3 separate regions of the Homo sapiens genome follow, and regions 2 and 3 are each linked to region 1. The links are chromatin contacts, found by Hi-C or POLR2A ChIA-PET in ENCODE. All regions are on one chromosome and are shown on one strand. The core of a region is the stretch at or near the end of the contact, and the rest is flanking DNA. Distances in the headings are between cores, read along the strand shown.

Region 1 (3,765 bases), core at 545-3,044:
ATAACATGCCCAGGTATTTCATTGCCCAGTGGAAAAGCCTAGCCATCTTGTGTCCCAGCTTCAGTTTACTCCCATTCCCTTTATCCCAACAAGATTACCCCTAACCATGCCTCCCATTTTAGCTTCCCAGGTTGCTGCTTTCTCTCTCTCTTTCCTTAAGGTTCACATCTGACTCTCCTCTAAAGTATGGATTAAGACCCACATTATCCCTTTGCCTGACTGATTCTGTCGACTATGAGACACGATGCTATGACAGGAAGTACTCCGGCTTGAAGTTAACTGCACTACGGGTTGAATCCTGAAATCCTGACTCAGTAGCATTTTGTCTTTGCCTCCTTTGCCGAGTTTTCTAGCTTCATAAAAATGTCAATTCCCCCATCTCCCAAAGGCAGGGAAAAACTGAAATTACATAGATAATATCAGATGACATATCTAGATGGACTTGTAGTTGGTGCTCATTAAATGTGAATTCCTCACTGTTTATAGGCACAACTTGTTTTATTGCACCTCACCTTATTGCGTTTTGCAGATATAGCATGTTTTTTACAAACTGAAGGTTTGTGGCAGCCTTGCATTGAGCAAGTCCATTAGTGCCATTTTTCCAAAACCATGTGCTCATTCTGTGCCTCAGTGTCAGCGTTTTTAACAATAAATTATTTTTTAATCAAGGTGTGTACTTTTCTAGATATAATGCTGTTGCACACTTGATCGACTACAGTATAAAATAAACATAGTTTTCATATGTACTGGGAAACCAAAAAATTGTGTGACTCTTTATTGCAATATTTGCTTTATTGCAATATTTGCTTTGTTGCAGTGATCTGAAAGCAAACCTGCAGTACCCTGAGGTCTGCCTGTCAATGCAGAGCTTACAGATGCACCTTCTTTTGCTCTCCACTTCCTCTATGAAAGAAATGCAGAATGTTTTTCTTCTATGCCACTTACTATGGGAATCAGGCACTTAATAAACACTGCTAATCAACAGGATGGAAGAATTAACTAATAAATCCCTTCACAGAAGCATGCCAAGTTTTACATGATGGCCAATACGTGACCTCCTTGGGAGACAGGGCAAAAAACTGAAGTTTCTCTTATTGGGGAAAGTTTCTTCACTCTTCTTCTTCTTCCTCTAGTAATAATAATATAATTAATTAGCATGGAAACTTCTTTTAAAAAGCTTCCATACACACTGATGAGAAAAATAAGTTTACTAGGAATAAAGCAGGGTCCAGAAGTATGAAAGTATTTATTTGAATGGTATCATTCCCCACCTCAGGGAGGGTATCTGTCATGCAGGATTGGTCTGGATAAGTAAGCTAAGGGTTGAAGTGAGTTCAAAAGAGCTGAACCAGGCTGGAAACACAAACGCAAGCTGTGAACATCACCTGGAGGAGCTCAAAGCACTTCAGTTCTGGTTCTTTCTCTAGACTTTAGAAGAACAAAGGTCACGAAATTTATTATTGGCAAGACTATAAATGTCTAATAAAAATTACTTGATTATGAGCTTTTTTTTTAAATTTCAGGTTTTACACAAATACCTAAGCAGAGAGTCTTAGATTTTTTCTTACTTTGAACATACTCCCCCATTTTCCTGGCAATATATTTCCATGTTTCTTCAAAAAGCCATTCAAGAGTACTTTAAGTAACAGTTTTAAACCTCCCCCTGTTAAGAAAATATATAAAATTGCTTAAGAGAAATGAGATCGCTTTCTGGCTCCTGTAACAATTGGGGATGATGTTTAACAGCAGAAACCCAGTGGGAGTGCTCAGTCTAAATTCTGCACAGCCATGTCAACAACCAAATTCCTAAGAATTTCTTCCTCATTGTCCCAGTGAGGCCGCAGCAGGATCAGCTACTGGCTGGGCTTTTTGGACACCACCCACCCCCGGCAATTTACAGCTAGCAAAGAGCTGTAGATGGAGTGACAGCTGCCCATGCCAACACAGTCACACAGGACAGGGCAGCTTTCCTACACCTGACTGGGCCTCAGCCTCATGGACAGGAGTGACATTACAGAACGTGCAAGGTCTCCAAACAGCCCTTCTCCTCCAGGTCACATTGTCACCTTTTTTGCTTGTGCCAAAGTCCTTCCCAGATGTCTATGCAACGGAAGTAAAATTTATACTCGTGGAGCCTTAAAATGCTGACATTCCATGTTTACAGGGATTGTTTACTCAGAAAATTAATCAGTTACGGTTTTAAATTTTAATTAAATAATGTTTTCCGGTGTTATTGCAAAACAGGCAAAAGCCCATAAAATGTATGTTTGACTGCTGTTGTGTGTTGTCTTTGGATCAAGGCACAGTCTTGAGATCAATCATGCATGATATTTTTGTGAACTTTTAACAGGACAAACTTTCACATAAATTTGGTTCATTAAAATATGTCCATCAAAATAAAAGTCATTCTGAGAAACTCTCTGGAATTTCCTTTTTCTTTCTAATCGGCAACAAATGATTTTGTACTTGTCCTGTAAATAAAAATATGGGAGGGAGGTAAGCAGACACTCAGTTGTGCAATAGACTGCTCTTTGCCAATGAACCAGAAGTAACTTCATAGGAAGTTATCCATTCCACTCACATATTGGTCAAGAGAGAATTATTGGTTCAGTGAACATTGGCATGGTGAAAATATTTTGGTTCCAGATGGTGATGTGTGCGAGGCATATTCTTAAGCTTTCTCGCATATTTTTCCATTTTATTTCTTCTTTACCTTGTTTTATTTATCTGATTATAAAACAAATATGTGATTCTGATACAAACAAGGAGAAAACTACATGAATTAAGAGATTTAATAACCTCCCTCTTAATAAATATGATTAACACATCTCTATTTTTGTCAGTGCATCTACTAACATCATTTATGTATTTATTTGCATAAAACTGTTACAAATGCCAAATAGCTCACCAAATGTGCATAATCTTTGTCCACGGAGGCTCAAAATCTAGTCCTAAAACTACTGATAATAGTTACTATAATATCTCAAGTTAAAAGAATATATACTAGCCAGGAAAATTTGCAAAATCTTAAAACCAAATTGATTTATCACAGAATATTTACCAGTATAAAAAGTATAATATTACATCTGTTTTATGTTATATATTGCTTAATGACTCTATTTTTAATTTAGTTTTCTTATGTTTTCTTTTTTGTTTTCGTTTTGTTGTTGTTGTTTGAGATGGGGGTCTTACTTTGTTGCCTAGACTGTAGTACAGAGGCATGATTATAGCTCACTGCAGCATCAAACTGCTGGGCTCAAGGAATCCTCCTGCCTCAGCCTCTCAAGTAGTTAGAGCTATAGGTGTTTGTCACCATACTTGGCTAATTTTTTTAACTTTTTTTTTTTTTTTTTGTAGAGATAAGGTCTCACTATGTTGCCCAGGCTGGTCTTGACCTACTGGCCTCAAGGAATCTTCCTTCCTCAGACTCCCAAAGCACTGGGATTATAGGCATGAACCACCATGCCTAGCCCTTTTTAAGGATTTCGCAGTGTATCCTAGAGCTCTTCTAAGGGCAGTACACATAGCACAACGTCATTCCTTTTCAATATAACCTATAATACCATTGGATGAGTCCTCTAGTCATGTCTCTACCTTTTGAAAAACAAATCTTTTCACATTGGCTACTGAGTCATTTGGACATGACCCTGGCAGTCTTTTATAATCTCCTTGATATCTGGTATAACAATATGTTCTAACACCATTTTGTATATTTCCTATGCCAGTCATGTAATCAGCCATTTCTCACATTGAAAAATAAATCTT
Region 2 (3,765 bases), core at 549-3,048, 120 kb after region 1:
TGTAATGAGTCAATTTCATATTTTTGTTTAATATATACATAGTGTGTGTGTGTATCTGTGAGTACATAAAACCCATTATAAAGATATAGTGTATATTTTGGTGGTTGTGATTTTGTATGTCATCCAACTGCTCTAGAATAACTCTGCAAGTCTGATTTTGGCTGAAAGAAAACCTAGAATAAATAGGAAGACAATATGTTTGTGGCGGTTGTTTAAAGCTAATACCAGCAGCTTTTTCTTTTCTTTACTGCTGAACAATTTCAAAAGCAATACTAGGCATGAAAGCAAAACAAACTCATTTCAGTGCAAAGCTTATGAGTTATTTGTGTTTCCCTGAATTCAAGGAGGGGGTGGATGGGTAGGAAATTTGTTTTAAATATAGAAATGGGGAAAATACAACAAACTCCACAGAATATCTTGGAAGGTTCTGCAGCTTGAAGTGCAGAGTTTATTACAGATGTGATGTAACTTGTGGGTATAATTTTCAAAAATAGCTGAAGAATACACTGTGAGAAATCTTACCAAAAGTACCATTTTCCCCAATATATTTGTAACTCAAGTTACCAGCTGATTAACCCCTTGAAAAGAGTTTCTGTAGGTGGAAATCTATATCCCTGTCTGTTCTTAATCAATCCAGCCACATGACCAATAATGTGGATGCAAGGGTTAACACAATTAAATTAACAAATGTTTGGAAGGAAATGGTAAAATTGGTTTTTAAAAAGATGTTTAACAAAGACATTTTGCTGTTCCAATCAGACACATAATTACACAATAGGCTATTTTCAGGAATCTATTTTTTCCTAAATGTTAATCAGACCAGAAGAAAACGCCTGTTAGTCCACATTGGGATATGCTGTAATTCCCTTGGAAAAGTAACTTACCTTAGGGAAATATTTTACTTCCCAGAAAAAGACTGTTTATTTACTCTGAATTCTTTCCCTTGCAAGGTTGTTGTCTGGTTTTTGTTTTTGTTTAAACTGGTCTCAGAACATGGAGAAGTACGACCATCGTCAACTGAAACAAAAACAAAACAAAACAAAAAAACCATGGACTTGAGCTAAAATTCTTAAATGAATTGTTTAGCTTCAAAATGTAAAACTGTCCCAGCAAGAATGTCACAAAGTGTAAGCACAGAAGGATCTGTATTTTACTGAAAACATTCTTTATATAACACCCGGAGAACACGAAAAGAATGAGCCACCCTTACTTATATTACAATGTCTGTATTTATTATCTTTTCAAGTGTGCTTAACAAGTTGATACCATTTTCTAAAAGGTTTTTTAGTTTGAGACTCCTAACTCATACACCTGCTCTCTTAGGTCACAACTGTAAGTCCAGAAAAAGGTGTGCTTTATGTTTCTGTGAAAACTGGCTTTATTTCTAGTTATAAGGGAGGCTGAACTTTTAGGTAAACTTGGTGCCAGGTAGCAGCAGCAGGAGCAACGTGAAAAAGAAAAATGGCAGTTACCCACTTAAGAAAATAACATTCTGTTGATCGACAAACACCCTTTAAATTTTAGCTATTAACAGCTCTTACAGAAACAGGAACTGCCAATAACAAACTTGATTTCTAATGTCCCCAAGGTAATAATAATCCACTAATTTGACTATATCCCAGCTGGCCTATACAGCAGTTTCTATTTGTTTTTTGTTGTTGTTGTTGGTTTTTTTTTTTTTTTTTTTTTGCAGCAGGGAAGACTTATCTTTCTTTGGGAAAAAAAAAAGGTGGGGAGTGTGCTGTAAAGTTAAGAAGGAGTGTGGAGAGAAAACACATGGAAATTTAATGTGAAAGTTTCTTGTTGCAATAAAGCTGTTAGGTTTGGCATGTAGACTGTTATCAGATGGTTCCTTTGACATTACTTGAGCCTTTCAGTAAGTAAGACAAGCCTGAAGGATTAGGTTGTCAACTTCAGCCTGTCATCTTTGAGCAGAAAAAAAGAATTCCTTTTCTTTTTCTTCCTTTCTTTTTTTTTTTTTTTTTTTTAGGTTGCATCTTCCTTCACCAGCTTTGAGCTTTGGAGATCGCAGCAGAGGTAGTTACTGGAAGACAATCTCAGGCCCACATTGATCATGGAAGTCTAGCTTTTAAAGATAAGTGAGCCAACCAAGCTGTAAGGCTAATCACCCTGTGCAAGTATGAATTTATCTAAAGAGGATTTCATGTGGAACCCCCGGAGCCGGCCGCCAAACGGATGACTGCACACTTTAAGAAAGTTCGTGGGACTTCTCCCAATCAACTGTCAGGCCACATAAAGGGTCTGGAACGCGCTGACTTAAGCAAATAATATTTAGCCATCTAAGGATACCGTAAGGCCCAAGATTTTGCTTTGTTGGCGCTGACAGGAAATATTGATACATATCAAGTAACACTCCTGATGCAAAAAGCGATATGTGTCTCCTTTCGGCACTATCTCTGTTTAGGAAACACCTTGCTTTAAAAGAAAGCACAGGTGGGGGCAGGGACAATGTCAAACCCAGCACTTCACTGGGTTTTCCAGCTTTCCTGGGATCACAATTTCATGAAAATAGGAACTAAGCAAAAGTCGTCTCCTTTTTGAAAAAAACCAAATGTATTGGAATTTGAATTTGCAAACTCTCAGAATGTCTAGCTGACAAGTGAACCCTGCCCATAACCCCAAAACTATTCCTTAAGTTTATTAACCTAGGAAACCTGCCACTGATTAGGTTTGGGTGTGTTTCTCAGCTTTTACAATAGTCTAAACTATATTACAACTATGTGGTTACAGGGCCTAAAAAGTAAATTGAAATATGTGGCTATTAAGTCGCAAATCCCCTCAATAGGACATGTGAGTCAAAACTCAATTTTTTGTGAGAAGTAATGTCTGTAATCCTATTGACTCATCATTTTTAGACATTTGTGGCTTTAATTACAGGGGAAAAACTGTAATGTCCTGTCTTGGGAAAATTTGATAGGGAACATCGGGCTGTTACCATAGAATAAAGGTTGCGTTGGAGGATTTAATTTAAAAAGGAAAAAGAAAGAACCCTATTTTATCAGAATACTCTAAACATTCTCCATCAGTAACGTTGTGCCTGAGGTGATATCCTTGAAGATGCTGGAGGTGGCGGTGTTAATGAAATACCCGTTGGCATTAAATAGCATTTCTAGAATCCTGATTGTAGCGCTAAAAAGGAAAGTGAATTTTCTAACAGCACAATAAACAAGGGGAATTACGAAAAAAGAATCCGCTGGTTCTGTAAGGAAGATCGCTTCCAGTTAAACAAAGAAATTTAGGGTCGTCTGCTTTTCATGAAAATCACATACATATGGCCTTTGAAATTTGTCACTGAAGATGGTTTTGCTCTAAGGTAAAATTCACCACTTTATAGCTTTTCAGCCGCAAGTCTCTGGATTTTTTTTCTTCTCTCTTTTGGCCTGCAGCCCAATATGAATGTATGATCACTAGCACAAGAGTTAAACATCTGAGTCTTTTTGAAGTGTCTTCAATGTTACAATGATGTGATGGTTGATTGCCTAGCAGTCAGTTTAGAAAAGTCTGCATTCTGCCCCCTAGTGGTAGAGATTAAAGTTTAATGGCTGCTTCATAACACGTAATGCCTTTTTCCCTCCTTTTCCATATGTTAAGGATATAGAGCAGTGTGGGAATTACTGATGAGTTTTGTCATAATCTGTAAAGTGTATATTTTAAGCAGGAAAATTTCTAGACTGAATGGACAGGTTTACGAGGCACAGGGTCATTTGATGTATGTTTTGTGTACTCTGCTGTGCTTTGCCAAAC
Region 3 (3,765 bases), core at 404-2,903, 85 kb after region 1:
AGCTAATTCAGAGAGCTTGGAATAAAAACTTTGAGTTGGGTTTTTGGTAACTGACATGTGCTATGTTTAAATGAAATATGCTTGTTGCACCACTGACCCAAACGAGCAAAGTGCTAAGGTATTGGAGATGATTACTTATTTTACATCATCAGAAATGAAGTCTAAGGAGAAAAGGTGCCACATTTTTGCCTGCTTTTTTCTTTCCTAGGGCTATCTATACCCTTGACAAATTTGATGTTCAGAATTTTTGCCCTTTAGAAGTTTTTAGTAGAGTAATTTGAAAGACAGGTGCTCATTTAAGTGAAAACAAAATTATATATATATACATACATATCGCCATATTTTTCTCTCAAAAAGTTAAAAATGACTTGTGGATTTTGCTTAAACATTTAAAAATTCATTTTTTCAATGATCAAGAATTACCAAAATGATTGATATTTGTGTTGTTATTGTTTCTAAATATAATAGTGCTGCTTAAAATGGTCATGATATGCATTTACTTTAGATGACACTTTAGGTGACTTATAAAATGCATAGTTTAGACTGCATAGGCATTCTGAGTTTGCATTAACATAAAAAATGTGCATTCTAATCCCACTTAGGTAACATAGAGAAAAAGTCTACACATCAGGAGAAAACAACTAAAATGGAGATAGGAACTTGTTTTTTGGACACCTTTTGGCACCCACCATCACAGATTTTACAGTCTCAATTTCTCCTGCACAGATCCCACTGACAAAGGGTATTACATTTTGCTGACATCAGTGACCTGGCATCACGGAATTATTCCCTGCTTCGGTTTACAGAGGAATAAACCAGTAATTAATTATATATCAGAACATGAGAATCGACCTGGCAATAATGTACAGGCTAAGAACTCTATTTACATATGTAGGTTATTTAAAATATGTCTTGTTAAATAAATATTTAAAACACTTCCTTATTTAGCTTATACACTGTTTGGACTGAAGCTGCAATCCTCATTGCAGAATGTTCGAAAGAGTAAGAGTGTTGTCAGAGATTTTCATCTCTGCCTGACCTGCAAAATCTCCTCTTTGTGCATGGCAGGGCATACAAAAAATCTCTTTAATGAAAACAACAACATAAACTATCTCTATTGGCACTGACATAAATAATGAAAGTAGAAATTTCATCCTGAGAAAATCACAAAACTTATTTTTAGGTTGAGGGAAGTAGAACAAGAGGCCCAGGCATAAATTAATCACAATCGACATGACCACCTCAGAGAGAGCAGTTAAAAGTAGACAGTAAGGGAAACAAATGATTTCACAGAAAAATGTTCTCCTCGCTGTTGGTCTTTTTCCCCTTGTAAATATCCAGAATTGCTTTTAAAGTGGAAATAAAATAAAATACAGGACTTAAGACTTTTCCGTATCTCTCAAATCAATATACAGCCACAATTTTGAAACAACCATAATAATGAGAATACACAAGACAACTCCAATAATGTGGGAAGACAAACTTTGCAATTCACATCATGGCCACACTAAGACTCAGTTAGGGTCCCAGAAGGTATTCAATGTATTTCTGGGGGCTCAGAAATTAGCTTTTTTTGGGAGGATATCTCTATACCTGCAACTGCCCAGTTTTCTCCAGAGCATGTTTGCTCCCTTCAGAATGGAATCCCGACCATGACGATTTCTGATCCACCAGGGGGAGCAGTTCACCAGCACAAAACAAGCCTTCCCCAAAGGAAGTCGCTGAAGGCGCCTTTTCCTCTCAATTTACACAGCTGACAACGACTCTGATTTTTATCAGTTCTCCTAGATGTGGCACTCATATACCTCATACTGATTTCATATGCCTGACCTCATGCTGGTGGGATATGTGTTGTTCCATCACGGACACATATGCCCATGAGCAGGTTTTTCTGTAGGACTTGACATTCAGTCCTTGTAATTTATAGAAATTCCTTGTTTTATTATAGGAAGTAATTTAGTCTCTGCTTCTTCGCCAGCTTTTATGGACAAAACCGATAGATTTATCAAACTGCTTATTTCATACTTATTCTAGGGCAAGGACATAGTGGAGAAGCTGATCTTTGGGGTGTGTGTAAGGAGGTATGTGTGGGAGAGGTACTCCCCCGCAAGGTCTTGAAGCCAGGCATCTACCACAGCTTGCTGATAGCACCCCTTCTTTCTCCAGCAAGCCTTTTTCCTGCCCTCAGACTAGAGCCCTGGGACTCGGAAGGAAAACAGCTGCCAGAGAAAGGCCAGTGTTGGTGATAAGCTCTTTGTGTGCAAGCTCAGACTTGAGACCAGCCTGTCCAAACAAAACAGCGGTGGACTTCAGGAGAGCTGTGTATGGGTAGAGAACCTCAAGCCTGCTGGTGAAAAAGCCAACCAGAGGACTACACTAGCCCTTGTTTTGCAAATGGCTCCACAATCCACTGAAGGAATTTCCCTAGGGGCGCCAAGTTTTAACTTTGACAGAAGCCAGTCCTTTTGGCCCCTTATCCCAAGTCTCTACCCTGGCACTTCAGCTCACTGCTCTCTGACAGTCCTTACTTCTTAAGGTGTAGACTCTGATCAGCAGCTTTGGCATCAGCTGGGAAATTGTTAGACATGCAGAACCTCAGGCCCCATCCTGGACTTTTGGAGTCAAAATCTGCCTTAAAAAAAAAAAAAAAAACAGGTGACTAAAGTGCATGAAAGTTGAAACTATGCACAAAGACTCTTGTCTCTGAATAGGTCTGCTTCTATTAGGATGCAGAAAAGATGCATAGTTGTGTTCTTCAAATAGAAGTCATAGATGTCAAGATTATTACACGGCCTTATCATATACGTAACCAAACTCTCAAAGCAGCAGGGACAAAGCAGAGAATTTAGTCTTTCAAAGAAAAGACTTGGTTCTGGAACATAGCAGCTTTCTGGCACCTCATTTGTACTTCATAGGTACTGACTCCATTGGGAAGATTAAGTGAGCACCTGACACACAGAAGATTCAGTTGACCCTTCTTTTCCTCTAAAATTGAGTTTTCAATCTATGAAAATCAACCCGGGATTTGGCTATTAACATTTTTTTCTTTAACTTTACTATTTTCTGCCTTTTTTTTTGAAGGTAAGGTTTTGCTCTGTCACTCAAGCTGAAGTGCAGTGATGCAATCATAGCTCACTGCAGCAGCCTCGAATTACGGAGCCCAAACAATTCTTCTATCTCAGCCTCCCAAGTACCTCAAACTAGAGGCACACGCCAATACACACAGCGAATTTACTTTATTTTATTTTTGTAGAGATGGGGGTCTCATTATGTTACCCAGGCTGGTCTTGAACTGCTGGCCTCAAGTGATCTTCTAACTTCAGACTCCCAAAGTACTGGGATTACTGGCATGAGCCGCCTTGGCTACCTTTGCTAATATTTTATTACTTCTGAATAAACCGTGGAGAAAGAAATAAATCTTAAGCCATCCTATATATTTACTCATTAGTTGCTTTGTTTAATGGCTTTGAAGAGGAGAAAGTTGAAAGAGCTAAAATAATCATTTGAGATTTCTGATGAGATTCCAAGACTTACCTTGGACACTGTTTTATCAAGGCTAACTAAAGAAGGGGAATTTATTCTAGAAAAAATAATAAAGAACTATCTCATTAAAAATACCCCCCAAACAGCTAATTTCCAACCACACATCTGTTAATATTGTCTCCTGAACACTCACAGCTGGATGGAGTTAGTGACAGGTATTTGAGGTGTCGTAATAGGACACATTGTCTGTATTTCTTTGATGACTTAAGGAGCAATATTCTG

The links. A loop is a pair of places that touch in the nucleus more often than their neighbours do. ChIA-PET counts read pairs that join two places held with the same protein, here RNA polymerase II (POLR2A). Pooled maps may share reads with other maps.
Region 2: a map of MCF 10A shows a loop between it and region 1 (6-fold over the local background). The contact joins two enhancer-like sites. A Hi-C loop is called at or near these places in 4 of 168 maps with a recorded cell type or tissue (Calu3, K562, MCF 10A and 1 more) and 6 of 50 pooled maps. POLR2A ChIA-PET finds 5 or more read pairs at or near these places in 1 of 52 experiments (OCI-LY7).
Region 3: a map of endothelial cell of hepatic sinusoid shows a loop between it and region 1 (5-fold over the local background). The contact joins two enhancer-like sites. A Hi-C loop is called at or near these places in 6 of 168 maps with a recorded cell type or tissue (K562, PC-3, endothelial cell of hepatic sinusoid and 3 more) and 3 of 50 pooled maps.

Annotation. Positions count from the first base shown.
Region 1 is chr15:95,172,642-95,176,406 of GRCh38, forward strand. No RefSeq gene overlaps it. Among named protein-coding and RNA genes, the nearest start is that of LETR1, 150 kb to the right of the region's middle. Within about 2 kb of position 1,795, at least 3 of the 41 ENCODE cell types and tissues checked have a DNase peak (open chromatin) inside an H3K27ac peak, as active enhancers do; they include endothelial cell of umbilical vein, where a contact is called at or near this core.
Region 2 is chr15:95,288,538-95,292,302 of GRCh38, forward strand. LETR1 (lymphatic endothelial transcriptional regulator lncRNA 1) reads right to left here. Exons shown (of 4, transcript NR_034095.1): 2 at 885-1,017. Among named protein-coding and RNA genes, the nearest start is that of LETR1, 37 kb to the right of the region's middle. Within about 2 kb of position 1,799, at least 2 of the 41 ENCODE cell types and tissues checked have a DNase peak (open chromatin) inside an H3K27ac peak, as active enhancers do; they include endothelial cell of umbilical vein, where a contact is called at or near this core.
Region 3 is chr15:95,257,943-95,261,707 of GRCh38, forward strand. No RefSeq gene overlaps it. Among named protein-coding and RNA genes, the nearest start is that of LETR1, 67 kb to the right of the region's middle. Within about 2 kb of position 1,654, at least 8 of the 41 ENCODE cell types and tissues checked have a DNase peak (open chromatin) inside an H3K27ac peak, as active enhancers do; they include endothelial cell of umbilical vein, where a contact is called at or near this core.